Linked DNA regions of Mus musculus: region 2 is linked to region 1. A link is a loop called in an ENCODE intact Hi-C map of the cell type or tissue named here. Cell type or tissue: left cerebral cortex. All regions are shown on one strand. Region 1 overlaps Nlk (nemo like kinase). Region 2 overlaps Nlk (nemo like kinase).

The links. Peaks named below come from ENCODE experiments on the same cell type or tissue, not always from the same donor. Only the 100,000 strongest peaks of a DNase experiment are listed, where the experiment ranks them.
Region 2: a loop joins it to region 1, with 2.0 times the contacts of the local background. A loop is called at or near these places in 5 of 42 quality-filtered maps.

What each region holds. Positions count from the first base shown.
Region 1 is chr11:78,637,201-78,645,200 of GRCm38, reverse strand. The region is part of intron 1 of Nlk (nemo like kinase); the gene reads left to right. Among named protein-coding and RNA genes, the nearest start is that of Nlk, 56 kb to the left of the region's middle. In left cerebral cortex, no CTCF peak of the experiment used is centred here; DNase peaks (open chromatin) are centred at 2,741, 3,918 and 4,427; H3K27ac peaks cover 2,143 bases.
Region 2 is chr11:78,686,523-78,694,522 of GRCm38, reverse strand. All of the region lies in intron 1 of Nlk (nemo like kinase), which reads left to right. Among named protein-coding and RNA genes, the nearest start is that of Nlk, 6.9 kb to the left of the region's middle. In left cerebral cortex, no CTCF peak of the experiment used is centred here; DNase peaks (open chromatin) are centred at 14 and 3,452; H3K4me3 peaks cover 3,345 bases.

The DNA of each region.
Region 1 (8,000 bases):
AGGCTGGCCTTGAACTCATGATTTTTTTTTTTTCCCTTTTTAAAAAGAGTGCTGGGGCTGTAAGCATGTACTAGCACACACATTTCTTAATAACAAATAAAAGTGCATTTAGATGAAAAAGACTAATATAATAGTACAAAAACAAAATAAATAAAACACACACAGATCTAGAACATTTACTTAGTAGGTGGCAGTTCTTCCAATTTTGGTTTTATTTTTCTCTTAGGAAGCCCTGGGCTGGGAATTTCCCTTTGTGCACTAAAAGCGTAAGTATTGAGGACTGGAGAGCTGGCTTATCATGTATAGCTTTTGCAGAGTTTTCCTATATTCGGTTTCCAGCACCTGCATTAGGAAGCTCATAATGACCTGTAACTCCAGCTCCTTGAAGACCTGACCCTTTGGGTATCCATAGGCACCAGTACTCACATGTGCATATCCATATACAGACATGTACACATAGACAAATTTTGTTTCTAATTTGAAAACCACAATTTTTTAGAACAGTGTTATATGAATTTTTAATAGGCTATTCCATCCTTAAGTTTAATAAGCTATGTTTTATAATTTTCTGTTTTCTAACTAGGTTTAAATTATTAAAGTTACCTTTTCACTAAACACTATTGTGTAATAAATGGTTAGGAGATACTAGTGAGTGAAATAAAATGCACCATGTATCTTGCCTTCTTGTAGAAGCAGGTAAGAAACTAAATGGCTCACGTTGTTGTTTTCTTTTTAAAGTTTTTCTAAACTAGATTTCAGAGGAATATTCTCCCCCAGCAAAGTAAAGGAGTTGTCTTTTGTGGATGTACCTTAATAAAGCAAACTGAAATAGTCTAGTGAGCACATGATACAAAAATTGATACGGTCGATCTCCTAAGTCTAGTTCTGAATCTGAAGTATTTATGTCCTTTTTTTTTTTTTTTCTTTCAAACATAGCTCACTATGTTGCCTATGCTGGCTTCTAATTTATGATCCTCCTGTTTCAACTTCCTAAGTGCTGAGATTATAAGTATTCATCAGGTGCTTGTCTGGAAAGGCACATATACTTGATGAACCATAATTGCATGCTTCCAAAGAGGCTTGCTCTGTGTGTAACAGAATTTCTAAAGGTAGAGCTTTTGTGGATGTCTCCATTAATGCCCCCTCTGTATCCTCGCTGTGCGTTCCTTAACTTACTGCACAGGCCTCCCAGGAGGATCACAGTTTATCTGGTAATGGAATTGTGGTCAGAGGGCCCATGAAAGTCCTTGGAAAGCTGGGTGACTGCTGCTGCGTATAGAGCTTCACCGTTAGAGAGAAACTGACCTCTACTACCAAGGACATTTGTGTCAAGCCTCGTAGGCTAACGGAATCTCCAGTCAGCGTCATTCTCTGTGACCCAGGGCAACTTGTTAACTTGTTAACTTGTTTGTGCATCAGTTTTCTAGTTTGAAAAATGAAGGTACCAATCCTTGCCATGAAAATTGCACATTAAAGCCCCCCACTATTCATTTATTTCATTTGTTCAGCAAATTTATTAATGCTGTACTGGACATTTTAATGGTTTCTGCTGGTGTTAATAATTGATGAACATTATGTTAAGCCTTAGCCTGCTGTCAGACTATCTAAATCAGGATATGGTCTGCATTGTAACATGTTAGCATTTCATCCAAGCATTTCAGAGGATGACAGAACAGTTGAAAGCAAAAAGACTCCTGCTTACTAGCATATGATTGGTTCACAGATTTTGCTAATGGTAATATTTCCATCAGGTGATCCTTAATACCTTTTGAACAGGAAAGGCCTCGCTGTGGCTGAGAAGGTGCTTCAGTGGTTATGAGACCTTCCTGTGATGAGGCCTTCCTGTGATGGAGCTCCTGAACTGAGATCCCGAGCATCCATGTGGAAGGCTGGGCATGGCTGCACTTACCTGGGACCCCAGAATTGATAGTCAGAAAGAAAGGGGTCCCAGGAGCTCCCTGGCCAATCAGCCTAACCAAAATACTGAGTTTGGGTTGAGAGGGGGGGGGGGGATCTTCTTTTAGAGGAATAAGGCAGAGGGAAGTAGAGGAAGACACATACATGTATCACACATACAATACCCTCCAAAAGAGATTAAAATGACATGCCTTGTTCTTATTTATATGAAGTAACCTTAAGGTTTCTGAAGGGTTATAATTTTTTTCAGAATTTTATGTGATTTTTTTCTGAGAAAAACCAAATGTTTGTGAGTCTGATTATTTTTGTCTTAGGAATCTAGAAGCAAGAACTCATTTCATTGTTTATAATCTGAGGGCAGGGGAATGAAGACTAGAAAGTTCATTTTAGTTCTAGTGAGGGTGAGTATAAAAGCTGGTCCTTGTTATGAAAGATCATCAATATAAGCTCTTCATTCACATCATCAGACTTCAAAGTGGATATAATTAGCCTCAGATACATTGGAATGCAAAAGCTTGGATATTACCTACATTCTTGCTTCCTTTCTTTGCAGATTGTGTTAATTTTCTTGTGTCATTGTCTCCCTGTACCAAGAAACAGTCCATCCACATCCTTACAACTTTTCTTTGCCCAAAGTAGAATGGGGGCCTCCCCACTGGTCCTGTTTTGTAGTTCTGGTCTTTTGGGGGTGATGGAGAATGTGATATATGTACTGGCAGAGTAAAGTGGGAAAAAACACTGAGAAGCAGCAGGCACCTGAAGTGGAAATTAGAAGTGCCAGGAAAAGACTCTTCATGAAACAAGACTGGGATTATACACAGCATTAGCTAATGTTACACGTGCTGCCGCTGCACCTCCCTGCTTTAGATCTGCTGTAGCTCCCATTTCCTCCTGAAAGTGCAGTGCTTCTCTAGCTTGGAAGAAGTCAATTTGCATAGTGGTCTGGACCCTGGGGAACAGTTTGCTGAAAATCCTTCATGGCAGTATTGTCGAGTTCATTCCATTTGTAACACAAGATTAACAGCTTTGTGAGTTGGAATTGTATCCTGCCCCTCCCCAGCCCCCACTTTTTTTTTTAACTTCTCATTCTCAGACCATAAGTCACATAACATCATTTTAGAAGGAATTTAGATCTCATAGGAAAAGATGGTATGTCTCTATCTAGCTTCTGCTTATAAAGACAAGGATCCCAACACTTTATAGTGTAGTGCGAATATATACTGCTATTGTCGGGGCCTTTGTTATAAATCAAATTGCAGGGCTAGAGAGTTGGCTTAGTGTTTAAAAACACTGTCTGCTCTTCCAAAGGATCAGGGTTCTTTTCCTAGCACCCACACAGAGGCTCACGACTGTTCATAATTCCAGTTCCAGAGATCCAATCCCCTCTTATGGCCTCTATGGGTACCAGGCATGCACATGGTACCCAGATGTACAGGCAGGCAAAACACCCATACACATAAAATAATGGGTTTTTATCATTTGGTTTTGGTTTTGCTCTTCCCCTACCCCCAGCCCCAAGACAGGTCTTATTATGTAGTTATGGCTGTCCTGGAACTTATATAGACCAGGCTAGTTTTGAACACACACAAATATGCCTGACTTTGCCTCCATAGTGCTGAGATTAAAGGAGTGTCTCACCATACCTAGCTAAAATATTTTTTCTTAATTTTAAAAATAAAACATGGCACAAGTAGAATTAACTTCTTGATCAAGATATATAGTATCTTATAATTTGAAAAATCTCTAAAAATATATATAGTTGGAATGGATATTTTGTTTCTCACTCCTCATGTCATGCCCAGGACTGCTCTGATATAAGTTCCTTTTATTTGGTGGTTGGAGTAGGAGGCAGGATTTCATCATGTAGACCAGGCTGGCCCGGAACTTAGAAGTCTGCCTAGCTCTGCTTCCTGGATGCTGGGTACATGCTACCACAGTGGCTCTGACATAGCTTTTAATGCATCTGCTTTTACAAAGAAAAATCTGCATAAGTCTTTAAAATTGCTGTTTAGAATTACATCAGCAGTACGACCAGATGGCATTGAGACACTCACTTTAAGTATTCTAGGATTTTCTAAAATAGCTGGCAGAAATAGAAAAGCCGTCTTTCTCCTTAAGTGTATTTCTGTCCTTTTATCTTGGGTCTGTGTTCTAACTGTTGCACCTAGGTTAAAATCATAAAGCCAGAATGGAGATTTTTTTTTTGAGGATTAGGTAAGGTTTTATTTTACTTTAAAAATCACAATTATTGAGTTCTATTAATTGCACAGATTAATGAGATTAATGGGCTTCATTATGACATTTTCATATACACATATGTTTGTTATGTCCATATTTGCTCTCCCTATACCCTCTCTCCCTCCTCCATGCATTCCCTTCCCTTCCAGAATGGAGACTTCTTGGGTTCCAAATGTCCTGTGCTTTATTAAATAATGACATTCCAGAAACTGTCAGTACAGGTGTTCTTGTATAGGTCACAGATATACTTAGTTTGGAAAAATCCATTGAGTGGTAACATTTCAGGCAAATGTGGTTTACATAGCCAGTGGGTGTCAGTGAGATAGGGCTGACTTTGAAGAGGGTGTTTGGAATGTGTAAAGCTCTTTACCTTTAGGGAGCACTGAAAGGAGTGAGCGTTGCAGAACTGTCCCTGTACCTAACTCACTGGGTAGAGTTTTGTTTTTGTTTTTTAAGGAGCTTTTCTTACATATTTTTCGATACTTAAATATTGCCTCAGATTCCTGGACCTTAGAGGTTATAATAAAGAAATATTGGAGGAGGTGAAATGTCTACTGTTTATATTTGGGTTGAGAAAGATACAAGATCTTTAATGGGAATCTGAGCACCGGGCGTGGTGGCGCACGCCTTTAATGCCAGCACTCGGGAGGCAGAGGCAGGAGGATTTCTGAGTTTGAGGCCAGCCTGGTCTACAAAGTGAGTCCCAGGACAGCCAGGGCTATACAGAGAAACCCTGTCTCGAAAAACCAAAAAAAAAAAAAAAAAAAAAGGGTTAATTCTCTGCATTTACACTCAACCTTTTTCCCCCATCTAAGTTTTATGTAAGAATCATGTCCCCAACCCACAGGCTGAGAGCTGTTTTACAATGCCCCTATGCTAGTGGAGAACATTTAGTTTTTGACATCTTGTACTTTCTAATTCTATATTTTCCAGAGACATTAACTGATTTTTAATAGATTAATTAATTGATCTTAGAACTAGAAATGGCTGGTTCTTCCACTGTAACATTTTCCTTTCATAGATAGATTACAGTTCGGATAACCCTAACATAAAAAGTATACACATGGCTTGTTTTTACTCAGATCTGTTTGAGGGTAAACTAAGTAACTTACTGAAACAACTTAGTTTGTATGTCAGAGTGCTCTAATCAAATATGTTCATTTGAATGACATTTGACTAAAGTCTTTAAATCATTTTTTATTTGCTTTTGTTTTTGAGATGAACTCTCAGTATGTAGACCTGGTTGGTCTCGAACTCATAGAGATCTACCTGTCCCTACCTCCTGGGCACTGGGGTAAGCGCCCCTCCATCAGTTATCATAAGAGATAAACAGAAATGATAGCCTTGTGTGTTCATAGTAAGCCAATGGTGACAAGAATTAAGAATTTTCTTCTCATAGTAAGTCTGGAGGCTATAATGGTGATTATGTACAACTCCCTAGAGTAGAAAACAAAATGCAGGAGAGGAGCCATTGTGCTCAGCCTCTGGAGCACTGGGGTTGCAGACACTGTTCCACGGATAAAATTCACCAGGATTTCTCAGAGGCCCACTCCTTCCTTCTTTGTGTGTAAGGTCTGCTGTACTAGTTGACACAAGCTTAGCATCCTCATTCCTCAGTAAGGACACATGCATGTTAATGATGGACATCTTGTTATTTAAGCAAACATTAATTTGGGCGTGCAAGGTTCTTCCCCCTACTCTTCACAAGGAGACAAAGCCTTTCTTTTTTTTTTTATTATTAGATATTTTCTTCATTTACATTTCAAATGCTATCCCGAAAGTCCCCCATACCCTCCTCCCCCCCAACTCCCCTACCCACCCACTCCCACCTCTTGGCCCTGGTGTTCCCCTGTACTGGGGCATATAAAGTTTGCAAGACCTAGGGGCCACTCTTCCCAATGATGGCCGACTAGGCCATCTTCTGCTACATGTGCAGCTAGAGACACAAGCTCTGGGGGTACTGGTTAGTTCATATTGTTGTTCTACCTATAGGGTTGCAGACCCCTTCAGCTCTTGGGTACTTTCTCTAGCTTCTCCATTGGGGGTCCTGTGTTCCATCCTATAGATGACGGTGAGCATCCACTTCTGTATTTGCCAGGCACTGGCATAGCCTCACTCGAGACAGCTATATCAGGGTCCTTTCAGCAAAATCTTGCTGGCATATGCAATAGTGTCTGGGTTTGGTGGCTAATTATGGGATGGATCCCCAGGTGGGGTAGTCTCTGGATGGTCCATCCTTTCGTCTTAGCTCCAAACTTTTGAGACAAAGCTTTTCAATGTCACTCTGCCTATGTCTCATTTGATTCAATTGTTTCTGTAGTTAGACTTCCCAGAAATAGAAGTGCTAGGTCAGAAGGTCCACTCACTTTTTAAAGATCTAGCTATACAGTGCCAAATTTTTCTCTAAAAATGTTGTGCTAATTAACACCTTCCATCATTAGAATAAATTTTTTAAGTCCATGAGAAATAGCTCATAGTTTCAATTTCATTTCTTTTATTAAAAGAGCAGAGAACTATTTGTTTTGTTTTTCTCATTTTGCCTTCTCTTAAAATTATCCTTTATTTACATACAATAGGATTTACTCATTTGAAGTATACAGTATAATTATTTCTGGCAGCTATGTATACTAGGATATCTAACCAATGTAACAAGGATCAAAATAACTAAATAAAAGGCACATAGAAGAAAAATAAGTTAAATTGTTCTCATGAGGACATGATAATGCATATAATAAACCCAAAGATCTTTCTCATGAACTACCTTTTTTAGAAAAAAATTAAAAAGATGTATTTATTTATTATATGTAAGTACAGTGCAGCTCTCTTCAGGCACCCCAGAAGAGGGCATCAGATCTCATTATGGATGACTGTGAGCCACTATGTGGTTGCTAGGATTTGAACTCAGGACCTTCAGAAGAGCCATCTCTCCAGCCTATGAACTACCTTTTTATGTATATAATGGCTTTATTTCCTCTGTAAACTTTCTCTTGATGTCTATTTCACCTATTCTTAGGCTTGTTTTTTACTTGGTATATTTTTTACTTTCATTTTATTTTTACCTGTTTTTATGTTTAAAGTGACTTTAGACATCATGTAGGTGGGCATTGTTTATCTGTTAAAAAGATTTAACTGCCCTTGCTTTTTTGTTTGTTTGTTTGTTTTTTTGTTTGTTTAAAACAGGGTCTTGGTATGTAACCCACACTCTCTGCCCTTCTGTTTGCCTTCTGAGTGCCGGAATCACAAGTGTATGCTTACATGCCCATTTAGTCTACCCCCTGCCTCTCCCCTTTTCTTTTTTTAATTGCATGTCTCAGGTTATGATTCTTTAAGATAATTATCTTTAAGATAATTAGTTATACTGAAGTTTTGTTTCCTGTTGTCTTTTGCATTTTTAATTTTCCTTTCTTCCCATCCTCTTCATTTTTAAAAAACTTAAGCATTTTAATAAGCCATCAAAGTAGAAATGGCTTGCATTAATTTTTAATCATCTCTAGATGTCTGCTATTAATAGATACTTTGCTCAGAGGCTGGAGAGATGGCTCAGCACTTAGAGTATGCCTACTGCTTTTGCCCCAACTAGGCATCTTATGCCACCACTAAAAAACTCCAGAAGATATGTAACTTACTTATGTCATTGAACATGAAGAAATTGAGCTGGTGCCTAACCAAAGCTTCATTCTTACTGACTATTTTTTATGACACAAGAAGGCATTTTCCATACAGTCAGAGGAGAGAAGTAATTATCACTATCACACAACACACCCTGCCCCTACAATGGTGATGTGCTTGCAAGGTATATTGGTGCAACAGTGGCACAGATGTTATGGGAGTAACCAGTCGCTTTA
Region 2 (8,000 bases), 49 kb before region 1:
GGGTTCTTCTAAGTGACTGTTCGGGGACCTGACTATTCCTGCCTTCCTCTTCTCTTCCAGAGCACCTTCCCCAGGGAATTCACTAGGCACTTCCACTCCTTGCCTAACCCTTGAGGGTTTCCCAACTAGGCGGGGATGGGAGGAGAGCAGGAGAAAACTGGTTTCCTGCTTTAACTCTTGTCATTGTTTCACAAACTTTGAGTATCTGGATTTTTTTTTTTTTTTAAGATGGGGTTGTGTCCAATGCTGAAAACTTAAGGGATACAGAAAGGGAGCTTTTTTTTTTTTTTTTTTTTTTTTTTAGCATTCTCGAGTTCACTACCTTTCTGTCAAAAGGCCATGTGACTTGCAGAAGTTTTAACGTCAGTTTTATGGCAAGAGTAGAAAAAATGAAAAGGGAGTGCTCTAGCATCTCATCTGTCAGACCTCCTGGCAGTGGACATTAGGAATCGCTTGTATCTGAAAAATCCACCAGTGCTTGGTGGGAATCCTTTCTAGAAATTTGCAGACAGCCCCTTGAACCAGTAACTTTGACCATCTTCAATTGTTTCATATTTACTGAATACACTGTAAGTTCCTTGAGGGTACGACCTGTATAACAAAGTACTTGTTTTGTAACTTTTCGAGACAAAGTCTCAATCAATATATAACTGTTTCTGTTTGGCCTGGAGCTCAACTATGTAGCTCACTGGGCCTCGAGCTTGCCTCTGAGTGCTGGGAATGTAGAGATGTAGCACCATGTTTAGAAGAGGACAGTGTCCTCAACCTTCCTAAAGCTGCAGCCCTTTAACACAGTTCCTCAGGTTGTGGTGACCCCCAACCATAAAGTTACCATCGATGCTACTTCGAAACTGTAATTTTGCTACTATTATGAATCATAATGTAAATATCTGTGTTTACCGGTGGTCTTAGGTGATACTGTGAAAGGGTCTTTCAATCCTCTAGGGAGGCTCCACCCACAGGTTGAGAACCACTGGTCTAGAAGAACTTTTTTTTTTTTCCTCCAGTACCTAGGACAGTGCTATGGCATCTTACTGCTTTTTTGATGTTCTGCTTTGTTTTGGCGTAAACATAGGCATATATTTCTCTCAGTTCTCGAGAATAGAAATCCAAGATCTAGGTGTCGGTGGGCTTGAGTCCTTCTGAGCTTCTTTCCTTGGTTTTCGGATGGCTGCCATCTTGCAGTGTCTTCCAATTTTTTCTTTTTGATACGATTTCATTTCACAATCAGGCAGGAATGGTTTTTATCAGCTGTTTTAGGTGAAATACAATTTAGTTTGAAAAGGGAGAGGAGTACCAGGTGTGTTTTTAGTATGCAAATGCTTTTCTATTTTTATATTTACATATTGATGACTTGATGTCTGAATTGCTTCTTTGGAATTTAACTGCCTTGTGACCTAAGTTTGCTAAAACTAGAGATTTGATAACCACACCAGAATGAATTGCCAGTAGTGTGCTGAAATTCCAGGTGACGTTGTTTACCATTTAACCTAATAAAACATAGTTTTTCTTTTTAATTTAGAAAGTTCTTTTTATGTGTGAAACAATTATTTTTTAGAACGATTAAACAGGCCAGGCAGTGGTGGCACACGCCTTTAATCCAGCACTTGGGAGGCAGAGGCAGGTGGATTTCTGAGTTCGAGGACAGCTGGGGCTACACAGAGAAACCCTTTCTCAAAAAAACAAAAACCAAACAAACAAACTAAACTAAAAAAAAAGATTAAGCAAATCCTTCTAGTGATACATCATTTAAATCAAAACTATATGTAGTTATCTGGGCATCATATTCACTTAGATTCAGTCAGTTATTTTGGGAGTATTTTTTGGGCATAGTTTATATAAGGAATTGTATCTACTCCCTTCCTTTTCATGGACATGCACCTTGGGGTACTAACTAATGGCCAAAACGTGAATATAATTTTGAGGGTGACTAGTCTTCAATGCAGCCAGGGAGAAATATTCATAGAAATGATGCAGTATTTTACCATTCAGATTTATCACCGAACAACTTAGTACCTAACTCGATTTACCTTTCTGCTGAATTTTACTAGTAGAATAATTTACCAGTCTTGGACAGTTGTGTAAAATCGTGAGTTTCCCATTAGCTTGCTGGTAAAGATGGTGCTTTGACAGTTCAATTAAGGTTTCATTAACAACTGTCTGCTGTGTTTTATCTCAAAGTAAGAGTTCTTGCTTACCTGGTAATGTGAGCAGGGGTAGCCTGAAATGTATTCATTGTGAATGATCGATGTTGCTCATTGGTTCTTAAAACATCATATATAATTTGACCTGCATTATCAGATGTTGGGACTTTGTATTTTGCATTTGTGCCCATATGGACATTTCGTAATGCAAAAACAAAGTACAAACAATATTTCTATCTTTTGGTGAAGATAATATAAATGTATCCTTTTGTCCATAGTTCACCTTTGCTAGAGAAAAATACTGTGCTTTAAAAATGTGGCAACTTTGGAACAAAGTGCTTCAGGGTCTTATGAAGTATATAGTTTAAAGAATTGGAGTAAGCTGACAGCATGAGAAGAGTTTGAGGACTTCTAAGCCCAGTCAGTTTTTGACACTCTCAACATAAAATATAGATTGGATTAATGCTACATGCTGCCTTGATAAAGTGAGTCCAGGAAAGGCCTCCACTTTATAAAATTAATGTTTTAGCTTTTTACTTGTCTGATTAATTAAAAGATCAAAGATCCGTAGATGCATCCAGTCTGTTGTCTTTGTACTTCAAATAAAGTTGCAAAGCTTTGAATGTTTTTGCTTTAATACCCTTAGCAAGTTACTTTTATCTGTATTTCAAAACTTCAACATCTCTGTTGTGATACTTAGTGACTTATCACTGAGCTTTGTGATCTTGATAATTTTCTCTTTCAGTCCCTCATCTGTGAAATGGGGATCTTAGCTCTGATCTCAGAATTGGTACTGGGGTTAAATGAAGTGATCCTTATAAACTAATATAACTAGTATACAGTAAGTCCTCAGTGGATGCTATTGTAGTTACTGCTGGTTTAAAAAAAAAAAAAGAACAAAATGCTTTTGTTAATGTGCAGGAAGAATCTTCCTGTGTTGTCAGATTTACCGTATAAAATCAACATTCAAATTATTTTAGGAGGCATGACTTTAAATACCATAGAGTCACCTCCTCAATTGAATTTGTGCCAAGGAGATAATGAAGGTTAAATTTCAGAGCTGAGGGGAAGCTACTCTTCTGTTCTCTCAATTAAAACAACAACAAAACAGCTACTTTGGGTATAGTATAGCCAGTGTTCCACTCATCATCTGCGCTGTCATAGAAACTATTGTGGATTAACCGACTGGGAGGCATAAGTGAAGGTTGCCATCACTGTCTAAGGTGCTTGAGTGGAAATTCACTTGTGTTTAAAGGAAAAGTAAACTGCTAAAGATGATCTCTGTGAGGCGGGGGAAGTGTCTGTGAGTGGATGAGAAATTATTCAGTGTAAACTTTCATGCGTGGCAGAGATGTCTAACTTGTTCATCTTGTGAAAATTAGAGTGTGTTTTCTGTGGTCCTCTTACTCTGTAAATAAGAAATTAGGTGTTGGAAAATGGGGAACGCTTTCGGATGGTTGGGGAAGATCCTGGATTGAGTTACACCAGTAAGAGTAGTATACTAAAAGTGTATTTTGTTAGTAGCTTTTCCAGGTTAAGAGTCTGTAGTGTTTCTTTACTATCAGTCAAGATTAACAGGCACTGCTGGGTTCTGGGGGTGGGGTGGGGGAGGGGGTCTGCTTTGTGCAAAGAGCTTTGAAGAAGCAGAGCCTGCACCATAAAAAGGAAATGGTTGCTTTTCTAGATATAACAGAGCATCTGTGTGAAACTAGCAGTGTGGAAATTTATATTGTTGATTTCAACTACAAATAAATGTACCTTTAGAAACTACAGGTTCATGGTCATAAAGAAAAGTTAGAGGAGAAAAGTTGCACCGTCTAATATTACTGTACCTGTTTCTTGGTGATTGAGAGCGTGTAGCCTGTAACATTCAAAATGATTTTAGATTTCAACTCTGAAGATTATTTGCATGTTAAAAAAAACCCATCGCAATATAACAAAGAGTAAATTTGTTTTATAATTGGAGATTAATGTCATGTTAGTACTAAATACCAACTTAGAAAAAAGGACTTAAAAAAAAAAGAACATTTGAAAAACATTACCTTTTAAACTAGCTAAAATAACAGTATCTCTAAATCAGTTCGGGGACTGGTACAGTCAGCCCCCTTTCCATTTGCTATGCCAGAGGAGGATATTTGTATCTATTAACTAGATATATGTTTGAATGTAGATTGTTTGTTGTCTTTCTCCAAAGTATGACATCTGAAGAAATGTTATTCTTTGATATAAAACGACCTCTACTGGGATGGATACTAGAATGTTTTCTTTACAACTAGAATCTGACCAAGTTTTTATTGACTTCTGTGCTATAATCGAGTGGCTGCTTTATTGTTGTTTTAAAAGTTTTTTTTTTTTTTTTTTTTTTTAACTCAGGCTTAGTGATGTGCTAGCAATTTAAGGATCAACTGCATATATTGTGTGCTTCCTTAACATGCTGATCAGTGATCAGTTGGTTGGAAGTTGTCAAGGACAAAGAAATTTCTTCCATTTGTCATTTAACCAGTAAATGGAATGAAGCTACCTGGTAGATTATGTTTGGGTTTTAGTTACGATTCCCTGTACATCCATAATAATAACCCACTCCAGTGAATTATTTGTTAACTGGGTCATCTAGTGCACAGCAACAATGATTTCCTAACTAAAATAGCTTGTCATTTTGATCCTGTTGTTGCTAGGGGGTAATATTGAAGAGTGCCCGAGGCATCAGTTACAGAGCAGTCAGTAAGCATGTGCCAAGACATGATAGATGGCATTAGTAGTTCAGAAGTACCTAGCCAAGAAATATTAGCAAAAATTCTAGCACTCTGAACATACAGAAAGCTGATTCTGAGGGACAGCTGTGCTCAGACTGAACCTGTACCACTTCCTTGTAGTGCTGTGGATACAGTAGCGTATACAGGGATGTGTGACACATGGGTAATGAGAAGTGTTCTTTACTTATGTCTGGGTTCACACCTGTATTTTGAATTAGCTTGACTAAATCTACTGTCAGACGGTGAAAGTTTTGTACATGGGCTTCATTAGTCCATATATTTTTTTTTGTTAGCTTGCTATGGAAAGGCACTGTTATGAGACAGTAAGAACGGATATTTAGTTCTGTGGTTGATTTCTGAAGCCTCTGTCAAAGCTGCTTCTGTCATTTCTGTTGTGTGTGGTGTATTGTGCTGGGCTGCAGGCAATTATCCCGTCTTACAAGGGTCATGATCTTGTCTTGAAAGAGTTTATAGTAACTAAGTAATTTGAAAAATAATGTCCTTACTCTCAGGTAGTTAGTTCATAGCCTTAGTAAAAAGTTAAAACTAATTTGGAATGAGCATCATGTTTTAACCTTTTTATCTGAATCCCAGCACTCAGAAGGCCGAGGCACGAGGATTGCTGTGATTTCAAGGCCAGTCTGGACTATATCATGAGTTCCAGGCTAACCTGGACTCAAAATAAGGCCTTATCTTAAAAAAAAAAAATTCAACAAAACAAAACTCTCTAATAACCTTAACAATGCAGTCTCCTCACTTTGGATAATACCTGTGTACTGGGTGTGTGTTAACTGTTTCCTAGTTGCTGTGCTAGGTGATAAGAACTTTAGAGTTAACCTCTTCCCATGGGGTGGGAGAGTGATTTGTAAATGGATAGTTACAATTCGGTGCCATAAATGCAGCAAGCTTGATGGTCCCTGGATATTATTGGGAGCATAAAGAAGACATTTCTGTGGAAGGTGTGCTGCTTCCTAGAAAAGGTAAACTATTCATGGAAAGAAACTGGCTTGTTGGCAAATGGGCGGTTTCTTCATGTAAATCTGTGCTGTTTTAATGATAGTTGGTGGGTGGGCCCCGATGCCAGACACCACAGCTTGGGGTTGCAGAAAGTGTTGCACATGGGGTGGTAAGAAGGACATTATTTTTGCTAGTGCAGAAAGAGGTTGGGACCTCATGTTAAAGTAGAGGTTATTGGTGTGGCAGGGTGAGAGGGCAAGGATCTTTTCATGAAGAAAGGACCATATATACATTCAAGGTATCTACAGTTTCAAAACTTGACAAGGAATGATTAAAAGACATTTTTAAAAAACTTTATTTTTGTTTTGTGTGTGTTGTGTGAGTGTGTCTTTTTGTGTCTGTGTGTGTGTGTGCCCCTGTCTGCCCAAAAAAAAGATAAAGAACATTAACTCTTGTTGGCTTAAGACATTATTATTTGGCTGTCAGAGGTTGGTGCTTGGTGTCTTGTATCTTTTCCCACCTTATCTTGTTTGAGTCAGGGTCTCTGACTGGACCTAGTTTGGCTTGTCAGCCTGCCACAGAGGGCCTCTCGTTTATGCTTCCCCGGCACTGGAATCTCAGGCCTTTGCCAAGAGCCCTGGTTACCTGAGTTCTGGGGGCCTAAACTGAGGTTCTTTTCCAACGGAAGCAGACTCTCCTTCCCAGTTTTAAACATAAAGCTCTTGTTGGGGGGAGGGGTGAGGATGAAAAAAGACTGAAACCCTGTAAATGGCAGCTTCTGAAAGTTTTTAGATAAGAGGAAGATTGATCAGCTTTAATCTTCTGAATGCTTAAATGAAAAGGTAGAGTTGCTGAGGACTGTCTGAGCCTTGGGGGTATTCTGCTGTGGTAGAAGTTGTTACTGGAGGCCAGACTGTAGCTCAGTCAGATAGGAAATGTATTCACCATGAATGACAGCCCTGTGTGGTTGGAGGCTGTTAGGAGAATAGGGTAATCGCTGGTTCACATAAAAGTCAAGGAAAATTAGCATGGAGAAAAGACCATTGCATTTATCAAGAAGATAGATAGATCATTGATGACATTTGAAAGAATGATTACATCTGAATTTCATGTGTGTGTGTGTGTGTGTGTGTGTGTGTGTGTGAGAGAGAGAGAGAGAGAGAGAGAGAGAGAGAGAGATTTTCAATGTTTTAAGTATCAGCAGCACTTTTATTATTACTAACACTTTTTTAGATTCCAAGTTTGATAAACCAGAGAACTTGATGTTTATAGTATAAAAGATACTGTTTTCTTTGGGAGAAGTTTATTCATTGATGCTAGTGATATTGTAGACTACTAAGCCAACCTTGCTAGAAGACAGCATAGATTCTGGTTCGATATCACTATCAACAAGCCTGTGATTCTGGTAAAGTTATTAAAAGTTCTGAACCTTGGTTTCCTTGTTTATAAAAAGTCTCTGCTTTCTAAGGATTTTATAAAATGGCATGAATATTTGAAAGCATAATATTATTTGTGGGCAAGTAAAATCTGATCGTGACCACAACAGCTTTCTTCAGGACAGGGAGCTATTGAAATATTTAAAGGTAACTATTACAGATGTTTAAAGGAAGAGCACGGGCTAAGGAGAAGCTCAGTTGGTAGAGTCCTTGCCGAACATGCACAAAGCCACATAAAATCCAGCAATGTGATAACTCTTGCAATGCCAGCATTTGGGAGATAGAAATGGGAGGATTAATGTCAGATACATGTAGAATTGGAGGTTGAAGGCCAGCCTGGGATCCCTGTGAGACTCCATCTGGGGTTTGGGGGGTGGGGCAGGGCTGGGGAAGGTAAGATAAATGTCACCTTGTTCAACTTTGAGATCAGATTTTAGTATAGTTTTTTTTTTTAATTCTTATATGTATGAGTGTTTGCTTTCTAGTATGTATGTCCAGTGTGGCTGGTTTGGAGAAGTAAAAAGAAGGGGTTAGATCCCCTGGAATTGGAATTCCATAGGATTTTGATGGGTCCTTTATAAGTACAACAAGTTCTTTAACTACTGAGCCATTGAGATCAGAGATAGATAGATAGATAGATAGGTAGATAGATAGATAGATAGATAGATAGATAGATAGATAGATAGATAGATAGATAGAGATAGAGAGAT